Regions from separate parts of the Homo sapiens genome. Here regions 2 and 3 are each linked to region 1. A link is a contact called in ENCODE Hi-C or POLR2A ChIA-PET data. All regions are on one chromosome and are shown on one strand. Each heading gives the region's core, a stretch centred on a gene start or an enhancer-like site at or near the end of the contact. The rest is flanking DNA. Distances are from core to core; before and after follow the strand shown.

What was found. Hi-C counts contacts between places; a loop is a spot of excess contacts on that map. ChIA-PET counts read pairs that join two places held with the same protein, here RNA polymerase II (POLR2A). Pooled maps may share reads with other maps.
Region 2: a pooled map shows a loop between it and region 1 (7-fold over the local background). The contact joins the promoter of EMC1-AS1 here to the promoter of TMCO4 in region 1. A Hi-C loop is called at or near these places in 4 of 50 pooled maps. POLR2A ChIA-PET finds 5 or more read pairs at or near these places in 3 of 52 experiments (B cell, HepG2 and common myeloid progenitor, CD34-positive).
Region 3: a loop to region 1 is called in a map of naive thymus-derived CD4-positive, alpha-beta T cell, with 21 times the contacts of the local background. The contact joins the promoter of MRTO4 here to the promoter of TMCO4 in region 1. A Hi-C loop is called at or near these places in 1 of 168 maps with a recorded cell type or tissue (naive thymus-derived CD4-positive, alpha-beta T cell), 1 of 37 single-sample maps with no recorded cell type and 6 of 50 pooled maps. POLR2A ChIA-PET finds 5 or more read pairs at or near these places in 2 of 52 experiments (activated CD4-positive, alpha-beta T cell and activated CD8-positive, alpha-beta memory T cell).

The regions. Positions count from the first base shown.
Region 1 is chr1:19,797,433-19,801,686 of GRCh38, forward strand. TMCO4 (transmembrane and coiled-coil domains 4) reads right to left here and starts at 2,484. Exons shown (of 16, transcript NM_181719.7): 1 at 2,423-2,484; 2 at 705-783. RefSeq lists a silencer at 2,229-2,728 and an enhancer at 2,652-3,152.
Region 2 is chr1:19,208,420-19,212,673 of GRCh38, forward strand. It overlaps EMC1-AS1 (EMC1 antisense RNA 1), which reads left to right and starts at 1,967. Exons shown (of 2, transcript NR_135114.1): 1 at 1,967-2,140. UBR4 (ubiquitin protein ligase E3 component n-recognin 4) reads right to left here and starts at 1,847. Exons shown (of 106, transcript NM_020765.3): 1 at 1,654-1,847. The coding sequence starts at 1,829. RefSeq lists silencers at 1,517-1,836, 2,862-2,931 and enhancers at 1,887-1,936, 2,187-2,236.
Region 3 is chr1:19,249,459-19,253,712 of GRCh38, forward strand. MRTO4 (MRT4 homolog, ribosome maturation factor) reads left to right here and starts at 2,347. Exons shown (of 8, transcript NM_016183.4): 1 at 2,347-2,405. The coding sequence starts at 2,378. EMC1 (ER membrane protein complex subunit 1) reads right to left here and starts at 2,066. Exons shown (of 23, transcript NM_015047.3): 1 at 1,957-2,066. The coding sequence starts at 2,051. RefSeq lists an enhancer at 1,979-2,484.

The DNA of each region.
Region 1 (4,254 bases), core at 1,234-3,733:
GTCCCAAGGAGGGAGGGGTGGCATGCCTGGGCACAGAGGGCTGTTGATAAGTGGTCTGAGATGCGGCTGGAGGTGTAGGCCAGGGGACAGTGGTACATAGCCTTCTGGTCCATGTAAAAGGTTTTTTCTCTTTTCCTTAAGAAAGTGGGAAGCCAAGGCCAGGCGCGGTGGCTCACGCCTGTAATCCCAGTACTTTGGGAGGCTGAGGCGGGCAGATCACGAGGTCAGGAGTTCAAGACCAGCCCAATATGGTGAAACCCCATCTCTACTAAAATACAAAAATCAGCCGGGCATGATGGTGGGCGCCTGTAGTTCCAGCTACTTGGAAGCCTGAGGCAGGAGAACCGCTTGAACCTGGGAGGCGGAGGTTGCAGTGAGCTGAAATTGCATCACTGCACTCCAGCCTGGGTGACAGAGTGAGACTCTGTCAAAAAAAAAAAAAGAGAGAAGAAAGAAAGAGAGAGAGAGAGGGAGGGAGAGAGGGAGGGAGGGAGGGAGAGAGAGAGAAAGAGAGAGAAAGAGAGAGAAAAGAAAAGAAAAGAAAAGAAAAGAAAAGAAAAGAAAAGAAAAGAAAAGAAAAGAAAAGGAGAAAGAAGAAAATGGGAAGCCAGAGCGGGGTTTTAGGCAGAGGGTGGTACCATGATATCAGGGCAGCTTGAAGCGGAGGTCGGCTAAATGGAAAGTGGATTGGATTTCACTCTCACCCCTTCTGCCTGCTGTCACACGTTCCAGAGAGCCAGTTCCCCACTCCTCATCAGCAGCCCCGGTTTATAATGTACAACACTGTTTACAAAACACACAGGCCAAAAGAGAACACAATGAGAAACCACCCACTGACATTTCTTAGGTCCCACGTTAGCCAGCCCTGGTGGCTGATCAGCCTTTGTAGCCCAGTGGTACCAGAGTAGAGAGAGATGGTTTGAGCCTTATGAGGAACTCTCCAGACCCCAGCTTTTGTGGGAGCTACATGCTGAGCTATGACAACCTAATCGATGAACTCCTCCTGTCCAACTCCTCCTTGGGCCTTAGGACTAAAAAGTATAAAGTCTCCCAAAGTGTCAGATACTGCACTGGGCCTTTTGTGGCTTCAGCTCCTTTAATTTTCACAACAACCTTGGAGACAGGTCATTTAACTTGCCTGATCCCACTCAGTTACAAAGCTGCAAAGCTAGCACCTGAGCCCATCTCTGTCTGATGCTGCACACGAGGGCTTGAGGCCACTCTAATACCGATCTCTTCTGCTGTCTTCATGTACTTCACAGTTGGGGAAATGCCAGTGGTCTCCCCTGTGCCCAGCCCTCCCTCCCCAGGCTGAAGGGCAGGGCTTTATTCCACCCTCTGGAGTGTACTTCCTGAGGGCAGCGCTCCTTTTTGTTCACTGCTGTATCCTCGTTGCCTAAACAATGCACACAGTAGGTGCTCAACAAATATTTGGTGAATGAACAAATGGATGTTCCCAAAGCTTAAAAGAGTGTCATATTTTCTGCAATGAACACTGAGTTAGGAAAAAGGGGGCTCATGTGCTGACTCCTACTTCGAGTTAGGTAGTAGTCTGGGATTCTAGCCTGGCCCTGCTCCTAATTCCCAGTGCAACCCCAGGGAAGGGCCAGGCAGCCTGGTCAGGGCAAAGGCATTGTGGAGGCCAACTCTGTGCGAAGCACTGGGTCAGGCTCTCCAGGCAGGTAGCCCAGGTTTTTATCTCTTGCTTCCTAGCTGTGTGGTCTTGGGGAAGTTACCTCACCTCTCTGAGCCTCAGTTTACCCAGCTGTAAAATCCACTCAAAAGTCAGCAGCAGTAATTCTTCCCTCCTGTAACTTCAGGCATGGGCACCAGAAGACATGGCCTCCTTGTAACATGAGGAGCCTGGTTTTTCTCCAGAGGCTCCCCAAGCCCTCCTGGAATTCTCTGTTTGAGAGTCTGCGGGGGGACAGGGAGACAGGAGGCGGGGGAGTCCTAGAGGCCTTCCTGACGGGGGCGTGGAGGGGCCACGTGGGGCAAGGGGAAGCACAGGGACCTCTTGTGACCTTGGGCAAGCCCCCTTCCTCTCTGACCTTGACCAGCGTCCTCATTTGTCAAGGGAGCGGCTGGGTGACCTCTAAGAACTCGGAGGCCGAGGCCGGAGTCGCCCGAGTGCTCCGCCCAGCCTCAGTTTCCCCCTCTGCCTCCCCAAGATTTCTAAAAGCACTTCCGGCTCTGAAAACAAACCAACCACCAGCAGGCGGCCTGGGCTTAGGGCAGGCAGCGCCAGGGAGCGCGCGGCCGCTTCCTGGTGGGTCCAGTGTCCCCGGGGTGGAGGGCGGGGCGCAGGGCAAAGGGCCCCGGGGCTGGGCCGGGCTCCGAGTGCCCCGCGTGGGGCCGGCGGGGAGTGGCCCAGCGAGGTGCGCGCCACCGTGGCCTGGCGGCTCCTCCGGGGCCCCCTTACCTGGAGGCGGCTGCGAAGGCAAAGGCGGAGGCGGCAAAACCGGCGAGCGGCTCCTCCCGCCCGGCCCGGCCCGGCCCCTCCCCTCCCCGCCGCGTCCCGGCCCCGGTCCCGGCCCGTCCCGCCGCCTGCCCCGAGCGCGCCTGGTCGCCACCGGCCGGGCGGAGCACTTAGGGAGCGCGGCGCGGGGGCGCGGGGCCTTCCAGGCTCTGACTCGCCAGCTGCGGGTCCCGACCTGGCTCGTCCCACCTCTGCCCCACCTCCACCACCCATCGCGACAGGGGTGCCGGCCTCTGCAGGTGACCGGCAAGCCCGCGGCGCCACATCTGTGTGTGGGTCCATTTACCCTCCAGGAAGCAGCGAGACAGCGCGGCGCGGGAGAAGGGCCCTGCAGGGTTGGACTTTGCAGAAACTGCCCGCGAAGGACTCGGCCCCGAGAGTGGCATGCCCCAAAGCCACATTTTGAAGACAAAGTCTTCAAAAATGTATAATGTAAACAAAGAACCAGCCGCAGAAACCGCCTTCCCGCACGTGTATGCAGCACTTTGTAGTTTGCAAAGTGTTCAGATATCTAAGTTCTTCCTGATTCTACTTTCATTTTCCCTAACGCTAAGTTTGGTCCTGTCTCAGGGCCTCTGCCTGGAGGCTCCCGTGCCTGGGACTCTCTGCCTTCAGACCTCCCTTTCCCCCAATCCATTTCCTGCTTTCCATTCTGGTCTCTTGGGATGGGATCTGAGAGTCTTCCCTGAGCACCCAGCACATTCAGTCATTGAACAAATTTACCGAGCACCTACTACGCGCCAGGTACAGTTCTTTTTTTTTTTTTTTTTTTTTTTTTGAGATAAGAGTCTCGCTCTGTCACCCAGGCTGGAGTGCACTGGCCCGATCTCAGCTCACTGCAACCTCCGCCTCCCGGATTTAAGCGATTCTCCTGCCTCAGGCTCCCTGGTAGCTGGTACTACAGGCGTGTGCTACCACACCCGGCTAATTTTTGTATTTTTAGTAGAGACGGGGTTTTGCTATGTTGGCCAGGCTGGTCTCGAACTCCTGACCTCTGGTGACCCACCCGCCTCGGCCTCCCAAAGTGCTGGGATTACAGGCGTGAGCCACCGCGCAGCCCCAACTAGACTTTAAAAGCCCTGGAGGTGGGCGGGTTTAGGCTGCCTTGCTCTCCGCTGTGTGCCCAGCCCCAGGGACTGTGCCTAGCACTTGCAGGTGCTCAAAAGAAGCACTTAATGAATGGATCTCTTTCCCCTAGCAACCCTGTGAAATTTCATCACACCCACTCTGAAGGAGAGGAAACCGAGGCTCAGGTCCAGACAATGCAGAAGCCACAGAGCTAATGAGTGCCAGAGCTAGGGCATGAATCATCGTGGCCTCAGAAGCTGTTGCCCTTACTCCCAGTGAAGACAATCTAGGGTTATGGGAGGAAAAGGTACCGACGGGGGTCAGAGACCAGCATCCCAGCTCAGAGCCTGGGACTCACGCACCTGTGAAATGTTCCTTCCTTCATCTGCTCATCTCCCCACTGGCCAATCAGGACCAAGAAGGGCAGCTCTACCCACCCATGAAGTTATTGTGAGGGTCAAATGGGTCAATCGTGTGCAGGCTTTAGGGGAATAAGGGGTTATATCTGAGCATGTGAGCTTTGTCAAGATTGAGAACTGCAGCCAGCCCTCCTCTTAATGTCTGGCAGCCCCTTCCAGCAGATCAGCTTTGTGGGACCAGGCACCACTCTGCACTCCCCTGCTTTGCCCTGTCTCTAATTTGATTAGAGACCTTGTGTTGAACACACTTGTCTTTGGGTATTGGACCCTGTTCAGCCATTGCCCGGC
Region 2 (4,254 bases), core at 717-3,216, 590 kb before region 1:
TGGCGCCACTGCATTCCAGCCTGGGTGACAGAGCAAGAATCCATCTCAAAAAAAAAAAAAAAAAAAAAAAGAGATCTTGCCTTCCAATAAATGCGTTACCAAAGACCCATCAGTTTGGACTTATTTTCTAAGCCATAAAGAGAGATCTTATTAATGTCTACAAATACAACTCTTGATTATTTGTACAAACAGAGGGTATGGCAAAGACCACTACCACATACATGGCAAAATTCAAACCTAGTGATGTATTTGGTTGGAGGGTGTTCCTTAAGTATTACAGCTTTAAAGGTGGCCCCAGAATACAGGATTTATGGAAGGGTGTCAACAAATTATTAATATTTTATAACCTATCCAGCTCATGTCCAGAAAAACATAAAAGCAAATGCTCTAAAAAGACTGGAACGTTACTGATTCTACGTAACATGAGTATGAGTCAGGAAAAATACTGCCAATCCAAATGTTTAAAACAAAAAGCAGCCACGTAATTTGAAAGTAGTATATTTGAAACCTGTTTACATCTTCAGAACATTCCTGGCCTGATGATTAGATAGCAAAATCCGTCTGTAAAGCTGACTGTGAAGTTACCAAACTCAACCATTATTTTATTATAATTTGTTAAAAACTCTGCATCCAAAGGATTACAAGTCTACAACAAGAAAAAGCACAAAAACAATTTGTCAAACCGTGGGCCTCCTTTGAGTAACAAATAGCAATTTTTAACCTCTGGATAGCAGCTAGATATACCCTTGTCATCGTGAAGCTAAAATGACCCAGTTAACAATTGCAGGGAGTTGCTGAAATGAGGTATGGCTAGAAAAATGAAAGTCAGTCTGGCTTTAAAAGCAAAAGTCTACCATTAAACTAATGAAAGACTGCTCTGAGCACAGTATGTCAGGAAAAGGCAGGCACTCTGAGATCACCATCTTTGTACCTACATAACTGTCACTAGCTAAGAATCGCTGTGCAAAAAGACAAAAACACACAAAAGGAAACCAACAGATAGTACCGTTTGTAAAAGAATGTGATGATATTTTAATGCGAGGGGGATGGGAGGCAGCAAGAGAACACACACACCACACATCCTCTGGGAAAATGATCTCTCAGACACACACTGAAATGTTTTTAATCAAAGACCGATACAGTAGGAATGCACAAGGAGTGCAACGTAAAAAGAGGTCATCAATGTAGCTAGTGGCTTCAGTCACAGAAATAGCACGTGCCCCCACTGATTACAGCACCGCGGGGAGACCGTTATTAAATTATACCGTACGGCTCCGCTCCGGCCCAGGCTAGGAGGATGAGTGCGGGCGAGAAATGCAAACTCATCTGTGACTTGACCCAAGGGGCAGCCCCGTGAACATTCCCTTAAGAGGGCGAATGCATCTCACTCTCAACCATGTCCGGCCACGCCCTCCCGCAGGGAGGCCGCTAAAGTTTTGCTCGAGAGGGGAAACTGAGGTAGAGGTGATTTACATGCGTTGGCGGAGGGAAACCCAGGCAAGCCAGTCTCCCCGGGCCCGGGACCCCGAAGCCGTGGCTGTGGCGGGGATCCTCAAGGGGGCAGGGGGCGGCCCGGAAAGCGGGTCCAGACGATCCGGCTCGAAATCCCCTCCCCCCACAACAGCGTCGCCCGCCAGAGCCGCCGCCCGGTACCTCTCGATGACTGAGGCCACCAGCTGCGGCAACTCCTTCATCTCGAAGGCGGAGTAGGACGCGGACAGCAGGGGCCGCACAGCCACCTCCCAGCCCGGGGTCGTGTCCGCCCCCGTTGCCGGGGTCCCCGGCGCCGGAGCCGCTGCCGCCGCCTCTTCGCCGCCGCTCGTCGCCATCTTCCGTCGTACTACTGCGGCTCCCTCCGGGGGCTTGCCACCGGCCCAGCGCCGCCTCCCAGGAGGGGGCGGAAGTGACGCAATCTGTCGCGTCAGACTGCGCGCCGCCGTCATGGGTCAAAAACGCGACGCGCGGAGCGGCCTTTGCTCTCACCGGGGTCGAGCCGCGGCGAGGGAACGGATCGGAGACGCTGCGCCTGCTCAGAAGGTAGCGCAGCGGGGAAAGGCGGGAGAGCGTTAACTTCTGAGCCTGCGCGGTGGGAGTTGCTCAAGCAGGTGGTAGCGACTTGGCTTCCGGGCAGCGGGTAAAGGTGAGTCTGGGGCATGGGTTCAGTGGGCAAGTCTAGGGCAGCAGAGTTGACTACGCCTCGGCGTATAGAATGGCCCTGGCCTGGGACAGCTAAGGACGACAAGAGGAGGCCGAAGCCTAAAACGCTTTCACCTGCTTCTTCCCCTGCCTAGATCCCCCCAATAGTAATACTAAAGAGCGCCATAGTTTACAAAGATTTCTCCCTCTCACAACACCTTTTAATCACTGATCCGTATTCCCTTAGCACTCAAATCTCTTCTGTTTGGATTGCCCTCATTAACAATCTGACCAGCTCGTACAATGCATCCCTCTTTGCAATTTGCCACGTATGCTTACGTGTTCCCCTTTTTTCTACTGGCAAGGAAAGAATGTAAGCTTTTATTCACAGGAGATGTCTGAGACTTTTGCCGGTAAAATGATCTGGCTACAAGGTCTAAGAGGGAAAAGCAGTTTGCTCGAGGAAAGGTATTCGTGCATTAAGGACAGTCCTGTGAGTGAGATATTGGTGGACGGCTTCAAGCTCTAGCCTGTGGCCTACAGCTGGCCTAAATAAGACTGGGAAGGAACTGTGAAGACGGTTTCAAATTCCTAAAGCCCTGAAATTCTCCCCCTAAGTTTAGGAAGAGCTTTTGTTCTTGGTGTGTAACACTGATAAATGAATTGGTACCTAGTGATTAATCTGCACTTTTATTAAGATATGACCTACTTTACCTTTTTTGAGACAGGATCTTGCTCTGTCGCCCAATAGCCCAGGCTGGAGTGCAGTGGCAGAGTTGCAGCTGGCTGCAGCCTCCACCTCCCTGGCTCAAGTGATCTTCCAGCCTCAGCCTCCCCAGTAGCTGAGACTATACAGGTGCAGGCCACCACTCTTAATTTTTTTTGTTTGTTTTTAAGAGACAGGTCTCCCTACGTAGCCCAAGCTGTTTTCGAAGTCCTAGGTTCCTCCCACCTTGGACTCCCAAAGTGCTGGGATTACAGGCTTGACCCACTGCGCCCAGCCTGCATCTTTACATTCGAAATAAAATTCAGTCAAGTCAAAGCCGGTCTTGGAGGAAAATGTGGCTTTGATGACAGCAGTAGGGATTTTCCTTCAGTGCCTACTTACCAGAGGATAATAATAACAGCAAGTTTCTTAAACATAAAAACATCAGAAATGAAAAAGAACTTTCCATAACACTATAAATATTGCAGTATTTCAAGATACTGAACCAGAGCCCTAAGGAAAGGCTGGAGACCCAGAATTTTATAATGGCTTTGGGACATGAATTTTATTTTAACCAGAGGACAAAATTAATCTGCAAAAGCTGTCTTGGAGAAATTTCAGGAAATAAAAGATCAAATGTATCTGCTGTCCTCCCTTCCCTCTCCAGGAGAATAAAAGGCAAATGCAAACTATCACAGGGAGATTTTCACCTTTACCTAAATTATTTATTATATACTTTATATTTCTGGTTAATAGATTGGGAGAGAGCACTCCAGATAAAGAACTTCCTTTATAAATGCCACATTTATTTCAGTACTGGAGGTTTGGTCTTGTGTTGCCACAAAGATTTGGAATGGCATCTATGTTATAAATTTAGATGACAAAAGAGACTAATAAAAGACTTCTAGATGAAACACAAGCTTCTAATATTCTGGTCCAGGAAATAAGATAGAAACTAAAAAACAATAAATAACTTTTATGAATTAACTGAAGGACTTAAAATACTTGTTCCATTCTAATCCCAAGTGTCTGCCAAGGAACTGAAATTTAAAATGATAAAAGACATGATACAGTCATGTTACAGGGAATTCAATGAAGTAAAAATGGCAGACATTGATGAATGGTATGGTTTAAAGATTTGTGTAGAGGTAGTGATGAGGAGGCCTGCTGGGAGCTGGAAAAGTTCTATACCTTGACACAGTTATGCTTACATGGATATACACACACAGTAGTCACTAAGCCATGATTTGTACTTATGATTTGCACACTTTGGTGGTTGTAAATTGTACAGCAATCTAAAAACAAATGAGGTCAGTGTGCCTCACTACAGAGCTTCAAAAGTGGTAGATAGCACATCTCTTTTTTCTTTTAAGCCATCTAATACAGAGTTGCTTGGAATAAATCCTAATAGA
Region 3 (4,254 bases), core at 1,097-3,596, 550 kb before region 1:
GGTTTGTAGCCTAGGAAGAATAGGCTGTACCATATAGCCTAGGTGTGTAGTAGGCTAAACCATCTAGATTTACATAAGTACATGCTACAACGTTTGCACAAGAGGGCATTTCTCAGGATGTATTCCCATCATTAAGTGATGCATACCTGTATGTCTTCATTTATTTTTCAATCTGAAAACTGTAGGCCAGGTGCAGTGGCTCACACCTGTAATCCCAGCACTTTGGGAGGCCGAGGCAGCCAGATTGCTTGAGCCCAGGTGTTCAAGACCAGCCTGGGCAACATGGCAAAACCCCGTCTCTACAAAAAATACAAAGAAACTGGAGAGGTGTGCACCAGTAGTCCCAGCTACTCAGGAGGCTGAGCTGGGAGGGTCACTTGAACCTGCAAGGTCAAAGCTGCAGTGAGCCATGATAGTACTGTACTCCAGCCTGGGCTACAGAATGAGTCCCTGTCTCAAAAAATTTTAAAAAGTCTTGGCTGGGCGCAGTGGCTCCCACCTGTAATTCCAACACTTTGGGAGGCCTAGGCGGGTGGATTACCTGAGATCGGGAGTTTGAGACCAGCCTGACCAACATGGAGAAACCCTGTCTCTACCAAAAATACAAAAATTAGCTGGGTGTGGTGGCGCATGCCTGTAATCCCAGCTACTCGGGAGGCTGAGGCAGGAGAATCGCTTGAACCCCAGAGGCGGAGGTTGTGGTGAGCCATGAGATCGCGCCATTACACTCCAGCCTGGGCAACAAGAGCAAAACTGTCTCAAAAAAAAAAAAAAAAAAAAAAAAAAAAAGTCTTAAACAGAGTCCTTTTCCCCCCTCATCAGCCTAACCTGGCCCTGGGCTCAGAGCAGAGCTGCCCAAGACACTAAGCAGTTAGGAAATGCCATTCATTCATTCATTCATTCATGAAAATAAAATTAAGAAAATTGCATATATCAAGTATTCTGCAAAATTAGATACACATATCACCCGATATATATGTGTAACATACACATATGACATTGTGAACAGTTGTGCACATCATTAAAAATGTAACATGTTTTATTTGTCACACTGTCTGGCATAACAGGTACTCAACATATATGCGAATCAACTTTTCCAAGACAGAAAATACTTCAGAGGAGGAGAAATCTGACCTGGGCCCTGAAGAATAAAGTGTAAATAGCAATAATAACAGATAACGCTTAATGACTGCATTCAATGAGCCAGGCATTGTGCTAAGTAATTTAATGGGATTGTCTCATTCATTCTCACAAGTACTGTAAGAGATAACGGACTGTTAGTAAACCCATTCTACAGACAAAGAAACCAAGGCACAGAGTGGTTAAGTCACTTTCCCCAAGATCACACAAGTCTTAACTAGTAAAATTCAAACAAAAGCAAGCTACTCCAGGGCCTTAAGGAAGACGTGGGTGGGTGAATGAATGAATGAGTGAATGGCATATTCTAGCTGCTTAGTGTTTTGGGCAATCCTGCTGTGAGCCCAGGGCCAGACTAGGTTGATGAGAGGGGAAAAGGACTCAGTTTAGGACTTTTAAGACGAAAGCTCCTGTTCACTTGCCTACAAGACACCAATTCGAGTAGGAATTAAAGTTCACTGACAGCTTGGCGACCTCTGACACCTGGTAGACCAGAAACCTCACAGTCAAAAAAATCGAACCTGACGAGGGAGGACGGGATCAGTGATCTCTGACCGGCACCCCAAGCATTCCTGGATGGCAGGGCCGGCTTACACGCAAGGATCAGCTTAGAATGACCCCTAACACTTGGTTTAAGGCTCTGCTTCCAACGACTTTAAATCCTTAATAATTTTTTAACAAGGGGCCCCACGTTTTCATTTTGTACTGGGTCCTGCAAATTATGCGGCCAATCCTGTTAAGTGACAACCTTTAGCAGGTAGGAGACAGGTACTGGGGAAACAGCCACTTATCTCTCGAATATGTTCCACACGTACGCACCAATCAAACTTGCCCACTTGGTCTTCGTAGACCGCGGCCGCAGGAATCAGCAGCGTAGCCCAAAGCCAGAAACGAGAAGCCCACTCAGCCGCCATGATGCGAGCGCATGCACCACCCACCGCCGTCCCGGCATGCACCGCGCCGCGGGCTCCGCCTCCGCGGGACCACAGAGCTGGGATAGCGCGCGAGGCCCTCGGTCGGACGGGACGCTCGGGATTCAGGGACTGCCTCGGCACACGGGAAGTTGCCCTACAGGCGCGGGAGAAAGCGCAGGCGGCGGCTTGGCAGGGAGAGGCAGGCTGCAGTGCACATTGGGTCAGGCACACGCGAGGGGCAGCCCCCGAGGGCCGTCCCAGAGTCCCCCGCGCCGCCGGGGTCCTAACGGGGTGCACCGTCTTCCGCCGCACGTGGATTCAGCGCGATGCCCAAATCCAAGCGCGACAAGAAAGGTGGGCGAAGGGGGAGTCGGGACCCTGGGGGGAGCTCCGTGGGCTGGCTACCCAGCCTGCGGTGAGGGCTTCGGGGCGGCGGGGGCGCAGATTGGAACGCCAGGACATCCTCGAGGTGTTCCGCTGCCTCGCTGCGAGCTGGAATGGGGGCTTCGGGGCTGTAAAACCGCCAGAGGTGGCTGACGCCCGGTCGGGTCTGGGGAGCGGAGACTCGTTTTGCCTAGTTTCAGGTGCTCTTGCAAGGCCAACTGGGTCGGGAGGCAGCTCCTGAACACCGCCCCCGGCTATGCCTGCTGCCGTTTCGGCCCACTTTTCCCAACTTCGGCCCTTTCTCATCTTCCTGCGCTCCCGCCACCCTGGCTGCCTTTCCCTTCTTTCAGCACAGGTTTGTTCCCGTGTCTGGCGTTGTGTGTCTGCGGTTGTTTCTGCCTGGCATGCTTACATCTTCGTATGGTTTGCGCCTTCTTAGTTGTCAGTTAATAGGATCCCTCTGAGACAGGGTCTCGCTCTGTTGCCCAGGCTGGAGTGCAGTGGCGCGATCGTAACACTGCAGGCCGGATGCGGTGGCTCACGCCTGTAATCCCAGCACTCTGGGAGGCCGAGGCGGGCGAATCATCTGAGGTCGGGAGTTCCCGACCAGCCTGGCCAATATGGTGAAACCCCTTTTCTACTAAAAATACTAAAAATTAGATGGGCATGGTGGCAGGTGCCTGTAATCCCAGCTACTTGGGAGACTGAGGCGGGAGAATCGCTTGAATCCGGGAGGCGGAGGTTGCAATGAGCCGAGATCGCTCCACTGTACTGCAGCCTGGGCACGACAGAGCGAGACTCCGTCTCAAAAATAAATAAATAAAATAAGTCACTGCAGCCTTGACCTCCTTGGCTTAAGCGATCCTCCCACCTCAACCTCCCGAGTAGCTGAGACTACAGGCGCACGCCACCACACCCAGCTAGGTTTTTTTTGTTTATTTTTTATAGAGAAGACTCAGTGTGTTGCCAAGCTGGTCTCGAACACCTGGGCTCCAACCACCCTCCCTGAGTGCTGGGATTACAGGCGTGAGCCACTACACCCGACTTGCGCACCTCTTAAGAGACCGTTTTTGACCACCTTTGCTGTGGTGGCCTCTCTCTTAACCCGGCTCCCTGGAATATTCAAAAATATTTAGGGGTCTGGCACTTTCTAGGCGTTAGAGGATACAGCAGTCACAAGGAAAGCCTATTTCTTATCGAGCCTAACGTTTTAGGAGAAACATATTCCGCAAAATGCTAAAAATCAGATTGAAAATGGGGTGAAGAGATGTTGATATTTTGTATAGTGTGGTCGGGAAAGGTCTCACTGATGAAGTGACAAATGAGCAGAAAATAAAGAAAGGAAGCGAGCAACCTGTGGAATTGAGCAGCTGTGGAATTATCTGGGAGAATGCTGTTCCAAGTAGAGGGAACCTGAAGTGAAAAGGCTCTGAAATGGGAGCAGATATGACGTGTTTGGGACAAGAGGCCAGTGAGGCTGGAGCAGAAGGAGCCAAATAGAGTTTGGGGAGGGAGTTAGGCAGAGAGGGCAGGACTTCCTCGGCCTTGGCAAGGCATTGGCTTTCCTGCCCAGGTGAAGTGAGTAGCAGAGGACCCATGTGATTTACCTTTACTTATGAAGGGTCACTCTGGTTGCCTTGGTGAGAATAGTTGGGGAAGACAGGGCAGAGGGCAGGAATGGAAGCAGTGAGACCAGCATTAATCCAAGACAGGGTGATGCTGGCTTGAGCCAAAGGTATAACAGTGGAAATGATGGGAAGTGGCCCGCTATATTTCGTTTGCCCTCCTCTGCTCCACTTACCATTGACTGATGTCATTG